2 separate regions of the Mus musculus genome follow, and region 2 is linked to region 1. The links are chromatin contacts, found by Hi-C in ENCODE. All regions are on one chromosome and are shown on one strand. Each heading gives the region's core, a stretch centred on a gene start or an enhancer-like site at or near the end of the contact. The rest is flanking DNA. Distances are from core to core; before and after follow the strand shown. Region 1 holds the start of Btbd10 (BTB (POZ) domain containing 10). Region 2 holds the start of Spon1 (spondin 1, (f-spondin) extracellular matrix protein).

Region 1 (5,897 bases), core at 1,466-3,965:
TTTTATCTATTATGATTCTCTTTTGCATTTGGATGAGCCTTAAGCCTGGTTGCCTTCAGTAAAGGTCCTTAGAGTTCTGTGTGCTAGCATTCCTTCTAGGCTCCACCCCAGCTATCTGGCAACAGCCTGGTATGCCCAACTCACTATTAAAAAGGCTGTTTGCCCCCTCCTCATTCTCTTATCTTCTTCTTCTCTGCCCCTTCTTCCTCTCTCCCCATGTCCCTCCCTCGCTCTCTCCACATGTTCCTGGATGGCCTCTTTCCCTCTCCTCTTTCTCTTCCATTCTCTTCCTCTACTCCCTCAACTCCCCTCTCCATGCCCTAAATAAACTCTATTCCATACTATATCCATATATATTATACTATAGCTGGTACCTCAGGGAGAAGGGATGACTCAGCATGGGCCCACAGAGGCACCCCCCTTCTACCTCACCATATAGATCCCTGGCCAAGAATATTCCTGGCTGGCTGGCTGGCTTTCTTTCTTTCTTCTTTCTTTTTTATAAAACACAACACTGGACGTTTTTTGTTTTTTTTCTTTTCTGTTGTGTAGCTCATTTTTGCTGTGTGACAAGTGTGACTTAGAGATTTAATATTAGCAATTAGGATTGCAGTGTAATAAAAGAACCTTGATTTGGGATAGATTTCAATTGGTCATAGATATAATCCCAGTACTCAAGAGGGCTGAGGCAGAATAACTACTTCAAGTTGGAAGCTAACCTGAGCTAAGCTATATAGTGCATTTTAGGCCAGCCTAGGCTAGAAGTATTTGAGATTGCCTCAAAAATCAAACCAACCAACCAACAACAACAAAAAAAAAATCAATTAACTTAGGTTATTTAGGTTGTGAGATTTGCACAACTGATGAAGTGCTTGCCACACAAGCACTAGGAACTGAGTTCCTAACCAGTGCTGGTGAAACAGACACAAGAGGATCCCTGGAGCTGGCTGGCTAGCCAGCCTAGCAGAATTTAAGAGCTCCAAATTCAGTGAGGGACACTGTCTCCCAAAATACAGTGGAGGATTACTGGGAAATGCCAACATCAATTTCTGGCCTCCACAGCATGCACACATATGCAACTGCATACTCACATAACTGCCTGCCTCTGCCTCTTGAGTGCTGGGATTAAGGGCATGCACCATGGCCTGGTCAAAACCTTTCATTAGAAAAATGACAGCTTCAATTTAGACATAAGGGAATGAAGAATCCAGTTTGATCTTTACCCCCAACTTGTGCTACAGTTACTTTATTTGAGATAAATTACAGAAAACTGTATCAAGATTGGGGAGGACTTTGCTATTGTTGAGGGTTTCCTTGAGGTTTCTTTGAACATTATTCATATTCAAGCCTCATTAGCTTGCTCTTTTTACAATGTTTTTAAGATTTTCAGCAATTTCCAAGAATGTAGAATGTTGGCTATAAAAAAACGTGTACACTATGTAACAATAATCTTTGTCTTCCTTTGGTCTCTGATATTTAAGCATTTTCAGGAGGAAAGTATGCCTGCTACCAGTTTTCCACTTCAAATGATAATTTACTTAGCATAAATGTTGGTTTGAAAAACACGTGGTATCACATATGGGACCCAAGGAATTTTTTCTTACAGTAACTAGATTTTAAACAAAGTTCTTTTCACAAAACAGTTTTCTTACCAAAATACTGAAACATGTATTGGGTTTTGTTTATGCCCTTCCCTCTCTTCTCAAAATGGGGGAACTTCTACTGATCTTTAAAATTGGACTCAAATGCCACTCCCTAGTGGAGGGCTGCTTTTTGAGATGAGATCTCACGTTAGCCCAGAAACACCTGGAACTCAATCTTTCAGCTTCTGCCACCCTTCGCAATCCCAAGACCAGAGGAGCGAGCAACTGCACTGAGGGGTTCTCAACAGGATTGTCTCAGATCAGCTCCTACAGCTCACTCACTAAGGGGAGTATGTTCTGTAGCAAGCATAAAGAGGATTATCCGTTCCTCTGTGGGTCTGAGTCCCGGGAGGGGAGAGTTTTGAGCGCCGGGGAGGTGACTTCCTCACTTTTCCATCTCTTTTAGAGCCTCCCATCAGGCACACGGTGGGTTCGGTGACACCGGAGTGCTACTTTGGCGAGCTTTTGCCCGCCAGAAACTCAACCCATTCAGCTGATTCTCCGCGTCCCAGAGGTGGCGCCACCGCAGGCGTGTCAGCTGGTGCACCGGTTCCCGCCAACAACAGAGGGTTTCAAACCAAGCAGAGCGTTGCAAACCAAGCGGCGGCCGCGGGGAAGCGGCGACCTCCGGACCACCGCCTGCCAACGCCTCGTGCTGCCCGTACCAGCTCGCGGACCCCGCGGAGGAAGGCGACCCGGGCGTTCGCCCTGCTGACAGAAACGCTCTCCTAGAAGAAGACTCCCAGGCACTGCTTTTACTGGCCCGGAGACGCCGTCCGGCTTTTGCCTAACGGTGACAGGAAGCGTGGAGTGAGGGTGTGCTCAGAGGTGTGGAGGTGGCCTGAGACTGCTCTTGGCTCACCGCGCAGAGAAGCGCTCGCGGGGAAGCTACGGGACAGCACTGCCAACCGAGACCGCGGAGACACTACTCAGGCTCTCAGTGCCCCGGTGACACGCCTACTGTGGGAGGAGCTCCGTCCTTCGCGCGAGAACTCGCTTCGCCTCACCTCTTCCTAATGCGAAGTCTCGCGAGAAGCAGCTAAGGAGCCGGCCTGCAACCTGCCGGGGCGGCTCTGGTAGGCGCAGCCGGTGGAGCGGCCGCCTCACACCTAGCACCGGAGGGGTCCGGTTCAGTGGGCGGAGGGAGCGGAGCGTCGCTCTCTCTTGGAGCTCTTCCCCAAGACCCTCGGTGGACGTCTCAGGGGCCAGCAGGTTGGAGCGGGCCGGGTGCGGGCGGCTGGGTTTGTAGTGGAAGCCGAGGGCGAGGCTAGCTGCTGTGAACCGGGCTCCGGGAGGCTGGCGGCGGCTCCAGGAGCGTGGGGCGCGGTGCTCGGGGCTGCCCGCTTGAGCACCGGGTCCGGAGAGGCGGGGAAGGGAGCTGCTTTTTGGGTTAGGAGTCTGGAGGCCTTTTCCCAGGGGAAAAAAAGCTATTTTCTCACACCTCCTTTCCAGGGCAGAGTAACCCAGTGCCCCGCCCCTTTCCTGTCATCTTTGGGTCACCGCGGCGACAAACCGAAGAAGGCGCATCACAATAGGGCGGTGAGTAAGGCTCCCAGTTTGGGGATAAGGTGGTGGGGGAGTTGCCCTTTGGATGGAGGATGAGACACCTGTGATGTGCTGCTGTGTGCTTTTATTCTGTAACCGTTTCAACGAGGGTAAAGCTTGGTTTCCCACTCTAACTTGCCCAGAAAAGGTTCAGATTTATTCTCTGTGAGTCACAAGCCCTCTGACACCCCTGATTTTGGGGTATGGGCTGGAGGGGACCTGAGATTTCACTTAGTTTGTCAATGTGGGTTAGTGTGCTGTGCCTAACCTCGGTCTTTCCCGGGTTCCCATGTCTTTTTTTTTTTTTTTTTTTTTTTATCTCTTTAAAATTTTGAGTCTTAGCCTCTTATTGGTATTTGGAGTCCACGACCAGGCTATAAAAAAGTTTTCCACTTTGTGCATTTAGTATAGGAAATTATTTTATAGCCATGTAAGAGTCTGCACGCTTTTTATTTCAGCTAACAATCTGAATGAAGCAGTACAGTGTATTGATTGGCAGTTGGGTTTCTTTCTGTTCTTGCCTGCCTCCCACTCTTCTCTTGCCCCACCAGCCCAATTTGATCCAAACTTTTTAGAGAGGGGTTTAGGGATGAATTTTGAATGAAATAGACTGTAGAAATTGGATGGAAAGATAAAATAAGACATGTGAATGTAAAGACTGAACAAGTTTCTGCGCTGGAGAGTCCATCTAGAACTCAACCGTGGGCATTGAACCAAGGACTGATGCTGAATATTAAGCAGAAAGCAGTAGAAAGTACTTGGAAAATTACTAAATGGGAGGTAAAGATGAGTTAATATAGTTTTCGAGGACAGTTAATTTTGGAGATTTTAGGCTTAATCGTTTTTTCTAACACAGAGGTTAGTACTCAGCGCTTATTCTTATGGGTTGAGAAAAGGTAAGAAGGAAGCTTCAGGAACATGAGGGTGGTTAGGACCCAGAGCAACGGAGTTCAGAAAGTTCTGCGAGATGTTTTGCTTGTTAGACATTTTTTCACACTATTCAAACTTCCAGGTAGGCTTTTTACCTCCTGTATTATCCTCCCACAAGTCTGAATTTTGTTCTGTTCTTCACAAAGACTTGTGTATTTTTTTAAACATTAAATGAAATCACAAAGAACTGTGGTCTGCTTTGTGACCATTTACATTTAAATGGTCTCATGGAGTGTACAACTGAACTGGAGATACTCTGTCTCTCAGAGAGATAAGAATGAGTAAGTTTCACATGCCTTCAGGTACTAGGCAGATAATGAGCATGTCAGTGCGCTAGAGAGCTTCTCTCCTCTGAGCCGTATTCAGTCCGTCTGATTAATTGTATGAATGTGCAGTCAGTTGTCAGCCTTCTTAAAAGAATATAGGAACTCTAGAATTTTAAGTGCGACTTCCTGATATTTGAAATATTGACAAGTAAAACAAAGATACCTTCATGTGACCCAGCCAAACCCAGTTGTATTTTAACATAAAAGTATTTTAGAGCTATGTTTTATGTCTTGGTTTAGGAAGCTGTATATAGGTCAGAATTAATTTTATAACTAGAAACAAGCTTAAGTCAACTATGTCAGTTTGGAATTACAAATTTTTAGAAAGACTGTGAAAAAATGTCAGCTCTTAATAAAATAGTTTAGTGCCCTTTAAATATAGGGCTACAGATTAAACAGATAATTTCTAAAGTAGTCTCTCATTGTCTGTCTACACTTTTGTTTTTTTTGTAGTTTATTGCTGGTTTGAAATCATTAAATGGAAAAAAAAATCTATAAATAAGAAGCACATAATTTTTAAATTGCATACTATTCCAAGTTCAATGATAAAATCGTGTTTCTCACACTACCCTGCCTGGAATGTAAACCACCCCTTTCTCCAGTGAATCTGACTAGGATATGCTCCCATCCATCTGCTACTTTAGTAGTAATTTGTTTATCAGACTGACTGATAATTTTACAGTGTGGTCAAGAACCCTTATTTTATTTAATGATGGCCCACAGTACAAAAGTAGTGCTGTTACTAATTCGTCTATGTCAACAAGAAGCCATAATATGCTGCTTGTATGTGAGAAAAGTGAACATCCCTAACTTTATAGGGAAAGAAAAAAATCATGCTAAAGTTGCTAAGATGTATACTCTAGTCACAGAAATGTTTTACTAGGGTATATTACAATTTTCCTATCTTACTGTTAATTATTGTTACTGTGCCTAACCAGTAAAGTTTCCCATAGATATGTATACATGAGAATTCATTTGGTACTTGTCACAGTTGCAAGCATATACTGATAACCTTGAAATATATACTTTAAGAGGGACTATATTAACATTTTACTACGGGAATAACTGAAGAAACTTTATTGATTTGTGCTTATTATTTGATTTATAAGTATCTTAAAAGAGTATATTAGTTTATTTAGAAGGTCTTTATTACACTTGTACCTAATATGTAAAATTAAGTCCAGGATACCCTCTATAGTCCATCTCAGGATTTGAATACTTAGTATTTGCTATACCTTACCACACTGTCCCTGGGTATTGACTTTTACCAGAGGACATATGGATCCCCTGGTGCGTGGGGAGAGTGTGAAGCTTGGGAATGGGATAAAGAAAGTGTGATGTGAAACAGACATTCTTGTGGTGCCTCTTCTTTACAGAAAGCATTGATTTAAATTGTTTTTTCTAGTAAGAAGAATGGGTACTTTGATTAAACTTTGTGTCATAGTATGACTTA
Region 2 (5,883 bases), core at 3,108-5,607, 400 kb before region 1:
AGTTTCATCTATAAAACAGGAACAGAATAAACTGCAGGACTGTGAGGAACAAGGGAGCCGAGTGAGGAGAAGTTAGCACAACGTCTTCTCTGTTGTTAGAATCCTCTCATAACATGTATCTCTGTGTATTTATATATGTGCACACACAAACATACACGCTGTACCCACTGTGTGCTGACCTCTTTAATCCTTATTTCCGGTCCTCATGATGCTTTGGGGGTGCCCTCCCCCCAAATGCCCTCACTTTACAGACAGGGAAACTGGTTTAGAGACATGTCATGGATTGCCTGCAGTCACATAGTAACTATGAAGAAATCCCATCATGAACGTTTGCATCATGAAATCCTATGTATTTTCTAACAGGCTGAGGTCCCTACTCACACTGGCAGTGTGTGTCCCAAACTGGGACAAAGAAGAAACGGCAAAGCTGCCTTGGAGGTCCCCAACCCTCTGGGTGTAGAATAAATCCCCCAATTATGCCTGCAGTTGGGCTAGCTTTTGAAATCTCTTGAACATTCTTTTCCCATCAAGTTCCTTGAAATTTCCCCTTTAAAGAGCATCTAGAAAAAGACACTCTCGTCAGCCTGACTTTATTTTCCCAATAAACAGACCTTGCTCAGACAAAAGAGCCTCCTTGATTTTCAATCAATTCGTGAACATTTCAGCTGATTTCCTGCTATTTGGCTTGAAATTGTGATCTGGGAAAGGCTGGCTCTGTAAACTGTCGCCCTAGAAGAGAAGCCCCTGGAGTATCCTCAACTTGTTATTTTTAATCACTGTAATCGCCTTTCAAAGGAGGCTCTGGTCAGAAACAGAGCGGGCCTTTCAGAGCTTTCTAAAGCACAATTATAGCACTGGGGTGGGGGGCAGCTAGAGGAAGAGGGAGGGAGGGTAGGGAGCAGGGGTGGGAGAGAAAAGGAAGTCAGACCCGCACTAGCTAGTTGGAGAAGGCTGAATGACCGCCCCAAACTCACCCAGGCTGTGGGGAAGAAGCGCCATGATTCAATTTGTTAAAATAGGGACCTTTTTATTCAAGTCTAGAATAGCCAAAGGCAATGGGGTGGGGGGCAATGGGGCACAGATGCTATTGGATGACAGACTGAAATAAAGGGCACAGATAGGAGGGAGGAGAAGGAGTCATTGATTCCAAGGACAGTGATGGGTGATGGATGCTGAAATGGGGGGAGGGGATTAAAAAGCAAGAGGAACACCAGGGGATGTTAATGTCTAAAACCTGAGTCAAGGCACTTAGGAGAAGACACTAAATTTACTTTAATGTGATATTGTAAGGAACTATAATCTAATGGGAAATGTCACAAACTAAGCTAGTGCCTTTTCTTTATAACTCTGAAACTGCTGTGTTAATTACAGAACACCTACCCAGAAGATTTTAGCATGCCTCTCCCTAGGTCTTTATTTCAAGATATCCTGGCCATTGGAGGGAGTAAAGACGTTATCCCCACCTACAGCCTGAGCAGGTATCACCATATTTCAAAACTCAAGGGTATAGTCCAGGGCCCCGGTCTGGTCTCAGGTCATCTCTGCTAGGCCTTGGCTTTACCTAAAACTTCTGGAACTTCTCTGGACATGTGATTGTGGAATGTGCCTCCCTCCCAGCGCTGAAGTGTGTGCTCAGCCAAACAGGACTGGTATGAGAGGGGATTCCAGGATGTTCCTGCTTAGCCAAAATCAACACACACACACACACACACACACACAGAGAGAGAGAGAGAGAGAGAGAGAGAGAGAGAGAGAGAGAGAGAGAGAGAGAGAGAGAGAGCGCCCTCTTCTTGGGTTTAAATTAAGAATAGTCATAGACAAGTATGAAGAAATCACCATTCACTCATTCATTAAATAAATTCATGAGGAGCCAGAAAAGGGCAACCATTTGTTCTCTGGTAGTTGGACTGGAGGAATGTTGACAAACTTTTCAACCAGAAGAGAGCACACACTGAATGCAATGAGCGGAGACAAAAAACCCCCATTTTTAAGTCAATAAAGAAAAGTCACTCTACCTAAACTAATGAATATTTGGGAACCTGCTGTCTCTTTGACACACTCACCTTTGTATGAGAACACAGCTTTTTTTTTCCAGGCTAGGAAACAGGCTCAGGCAAATCAAATGGCTTGCACGAAGTCACACAGCTGCTAAACCCAGGCCCTCTCATTCCCAGTCATCCCTTTCCCTCTGCTTTCCCAGTTAACTCAGGACTGTGTGCAGGGGGCCCTGAGGCGTTCTTGCCTTTTGGTCTGACCTGCCCCAGGTTAGGCGAGTATCAGTTTGTCCTGCACTGCCAGGTCTGAGACTCCTTTCACCAAGCTGTGTGCTTCCTCCCTGGCTGGGAGCTTTTTTTTTTTTTTTAATCCAACATCTTTCTTCGGAAAGAAGGATCTTGTGGACTCCTTAAGGAACAAAGCCGATCCTGGTCAAGGGCTGAGGGGCTGAGGGAGTCGGTGCCTGGAGCCTGAGTGCATAGTTTGGAGTGGAGAATTACAACTCCACCAACCCGACCAGGAAAACAGAAGCCACTTTCTGGGAAGTGCAGTCGCTGGGTCTGGTACTGCCCCAAACTTTCTCCCAGTGCTCCCAACCATTTCCTCTCGCAACTCTCTGGGGGAACCAGGAAGGCAGCAGCTGGAAGCCCAGTTCTTCCGCCAAGTTCTCCAGTGATCTGCTCTTCCCCATCAGGCACCAAGCAGACTTAGGGCTCTGGAGGAGACCCTAGGTAAAATATAGTAATTTTCCCCAGGGTCCTGCCTGGGGACAGCCAGCTAATGCTTGTTTAAAAAAAAAAAAAAAAAAAGAAAGAAAGAAAGAAAGAAAGAAAAAGGAAAAGATATCTGGGGAGCCTATAGACCTACTAAGCAGGGAGTGTGAGGATGGAGGAGGAGGTGACTGGAGTCTTCAGGTGGGTGTGGGCCTAGCTGTTGGTCATGCCAGAAATCGCCCACCTGCTTGTACTGCCTTTCCCTGTGCTCTGAGCCCTACTCTCTACTGAGCTGCGTAAAGCTGGGCATCCCCAGGGCGCACAGCGTCTAGGCCGCCAGAATCAGAATCGCGTTCTGGGAATCCTGGGTCTGTTTTCTATCGTCACATTCCACCTTCCATTGAGAGACTACCCGTGTTGGGTTGTTTGTTTGTTTGTTTGTTTGTTTGTTTTTGAGGACCCTATTGCCATTGAAACCTGTCCTGGAAATCCAAGGGTCTCTGTCTTCTCCTGGGACATAAGAGAGTAATTCGGGGATCTTTCTGTGGACCCTTCAGGTTCCTCCTTCCCCTAACCTGAGACTGGTTAGGGACCCATCCAGGAAGTGAGAGTCCTGCTTGATCTAGAAGCTGGTATCTCTCCTTCGAGGATGAAAACCATGGGAAGAGATGCCCTACCTGGGACCCACCTGAGAGTACCCTCTTCCCCAGAGAGCGATAAGGAGAAATGTGTGTGTGTACTTCACTCTCGCCAACAGCTGGAGCGAAGTCGGGCTCCCTCCCAGCCAGGCTGGTGTGATGTGTGGCTCGGCTGTATTCCCCGGCTCGGGAACCCTGCGTTGGAGACCGGGGCTGTCTCTCCTGCCTGTAGCCTCCCCGACGGCCCCCTCCTCCCCCGACACTGTCTTGTTGGGTATAGTATAGAGCTGGCAGCTAAGGGGCTCAGGGCAGCCAGGTCACGGCCCCGGGCTGGGATGCGCAGACGTGGTACACTCGGGGACTGCGCTCCCGGCTCCAGCCTTGCTCGGGTCAGTGCCCTAGGGGTTCCTAGATCTCCGGTCCCCAACGCCATTCCACTCACCTCGGTAGCTGCTTCCTGGCTTATAGAAGTCAGGGTCGCCTTCCACGCGGAGGCTGAACTCCGTGTATCCCTCACGCCGTGTGCCCTGGGCGCGCAAGATGCGGCTGCAGTAGCCCTCCGACTTGGTCACTTTGTCCAGGGTCTCATCTGAGAAAGCTAGCGCTGCGGCCAGGGGCAGCGCGAGGGCCAGCAGCGCCGGACCCCGGCTAAGCCTCAGGGACACGGGAGACAGCCTCATCCTCGAGGGCCCCCCAACTTTATGCGGATGTTGCAGACCCTGTCAGGACACTCCTGCTCCAAGTGACGGGAGCTGCAGAGGCGAAACCTGGAGGAGCCCGGGTGGCGCTGGCGGTGGGGAGACCGTGCCCGCCTCGCTTTGGCGGCTGCGGAGCTGCGCTGCTCTGAGCGGAGCCGAGCAGCGGAGCTGAGGGGCGGGCGGTGGCGAAGGAGCGCGAAGAGGGAGGGCTGATTTGCGCCCGGATCCCCCAGCGCAGTGCTGTTTTGTTTCTGAGCTGGCGATTAGCGGGCGCTCTGGTGTTTGTTTTGTGAAGCTGGATTCCCAGGGTCTGGTGGGAGAGAGCCGGGATACGCAGACACGTGCTGGCTCAATCTACCCTGCCACCAACGAGGCTGCTTCCTCGGTATCCAGTTCCAGCTTGGGTCCTGTGGACCACAGTGCTCTGAGGAGGGAAAGCCTGCCAACTTAACTTTTGTTGCAAACCTACTCAGTGCCAGGCTGCGCTGCTGCAAGGTTTCCCCGCGGCGGCATCAGTCTACCACGTGCACTAGCGCCACACACCGTAATCATTTATTTATAGACAAGCAGATCCCCGCAGGCCACCTTTGCTGTGCTGGCCCGCTGCCTCTTACCAGGCCACCATATAACATATCACGCTAGAGGACCAGCAAGGAGCCCGAGACTTAGGCCCTGAGAGCAGCTGGCACAATGCCTTGGCCATAATTTTGAAGATTTTTTAAAATGTTTTTCTTTTAAAACAAGAGGAAAAGTTACTATTGAAGAAAATATTTTTTGCTACATATTAGTTTATTCAGCAGTGTATCTAAGCAATCATAAACTGTGAGGTTTTAAGAAGGAGGGGGCTTACAAAAATAAGTGTCTATTGCTTAGGAGCCTGGCCATTTTGAAATGTTCAAAGAAGGGCCTGTGTTTTCTTGGCTTAGATATTTAGTTCAGGCTCTTAGCCTCCAGGGACAGGTTTTTGGGAGAGGCCATAAGCCGGAATCTCTCTCAATGTCTCTCTGCCTCAGCCTTGTCATTTATCCATTGTGAGGTTAGGTCAGACATCCTTTCCAAGCGTGTTCCCTGCCCAGGAAGCATGGGGCAGGAGCGGGCGGCAGCTATTGAACCAGAGCTGTGTATGCCGAAATTTGGCAAAATCTCTCATGTGGAATACTTTGCCTCAGGAGACACCCTACTTGAAGATACCTGAATGCCATTGCTGCACACAAGCCTCCCCTGCCCCCAATGCCCTGAAAGGCTGCATTATTCTCCTTTATTCTTCCCAGGGCCTTGAATACTTCTCAAGTGCCTGCATCTAACAAGCAGTTTCGTCCACTTTCCAGACTCGCCTTTCCTCTTCCTCTTAGATTACAAACAGCCCAATAGAGCCATCAATACTGGAAATTCCATTCCTCACCCCATCCACTAACCACTGATCCCTCAGTCCTATGGTGTGACTTGTACTACCACCGTCAACTGGATGCTATCTTTCAGAAGTCACTGAGGAATAAGCCTTGTGGAAGGCCTTGTGTACTTCTCAGCCTTAGGAGAAAGCATGAGAACTGGACCTCAGCCTCTGATCCAACAGACCAGCTCTCTCCTATGTGCATCTTCAGATCTGGACTGTAGAGTGAGCCAGCTGACTCAGGGTTCTAGACTGACTCCATGTTTGGGTTCCCATTCCCCCCAGCAAGCTTTGTTGCATGTACCTGAATCTAGGCTCTATGCCTAGCACTAGAAGACAGGAAAAAAATTCATCCATCCATTCAACAATCCACCCATCCATCATTCATTGAATGCATCCATCTATCCAACCACCATGTCTTTCTTTCCAAATACCTTGGGTAGAGATTT

The links. Hi-C counts contacts between places; a loop is a spot of excess contacts on that map.
Region 2: a map of left cerebral cortex shows a loop between it and region 1 (2.5-fold over the local background). The contact joins the promoter of Spon1 here to the promoter of Btbd10 in region 1. A Hi-C loop is called at or near these places in 5 of 37 maps with a recorded cell type or tissue (heart and left cerebral cortex).

What each region holds. Positions count from the first base shown.
Region 1 is chr7:113,366,157-113,372,053 of GRCm38, reverse strand. Btbd10 (BTB (POZ) domain containing 10) reads left to right here and starts at 2,715. Exons shown (of 11, transcript NM_133700.2): 1 at 2,715-2,855; 2 at 3,096-3,182.
Region 2 is chr7:113,764,472-113,770,354 of GRCm38, reverse strand. It overlaps Spon1 (spondin 1, (f-spondin) extracellular matrix protein), which reads right to left and starts at 4,357. Exons shown (of 16, transcript NM_145584.2): 1 at 3,789-4,357. The coding sequence starts at 4,026.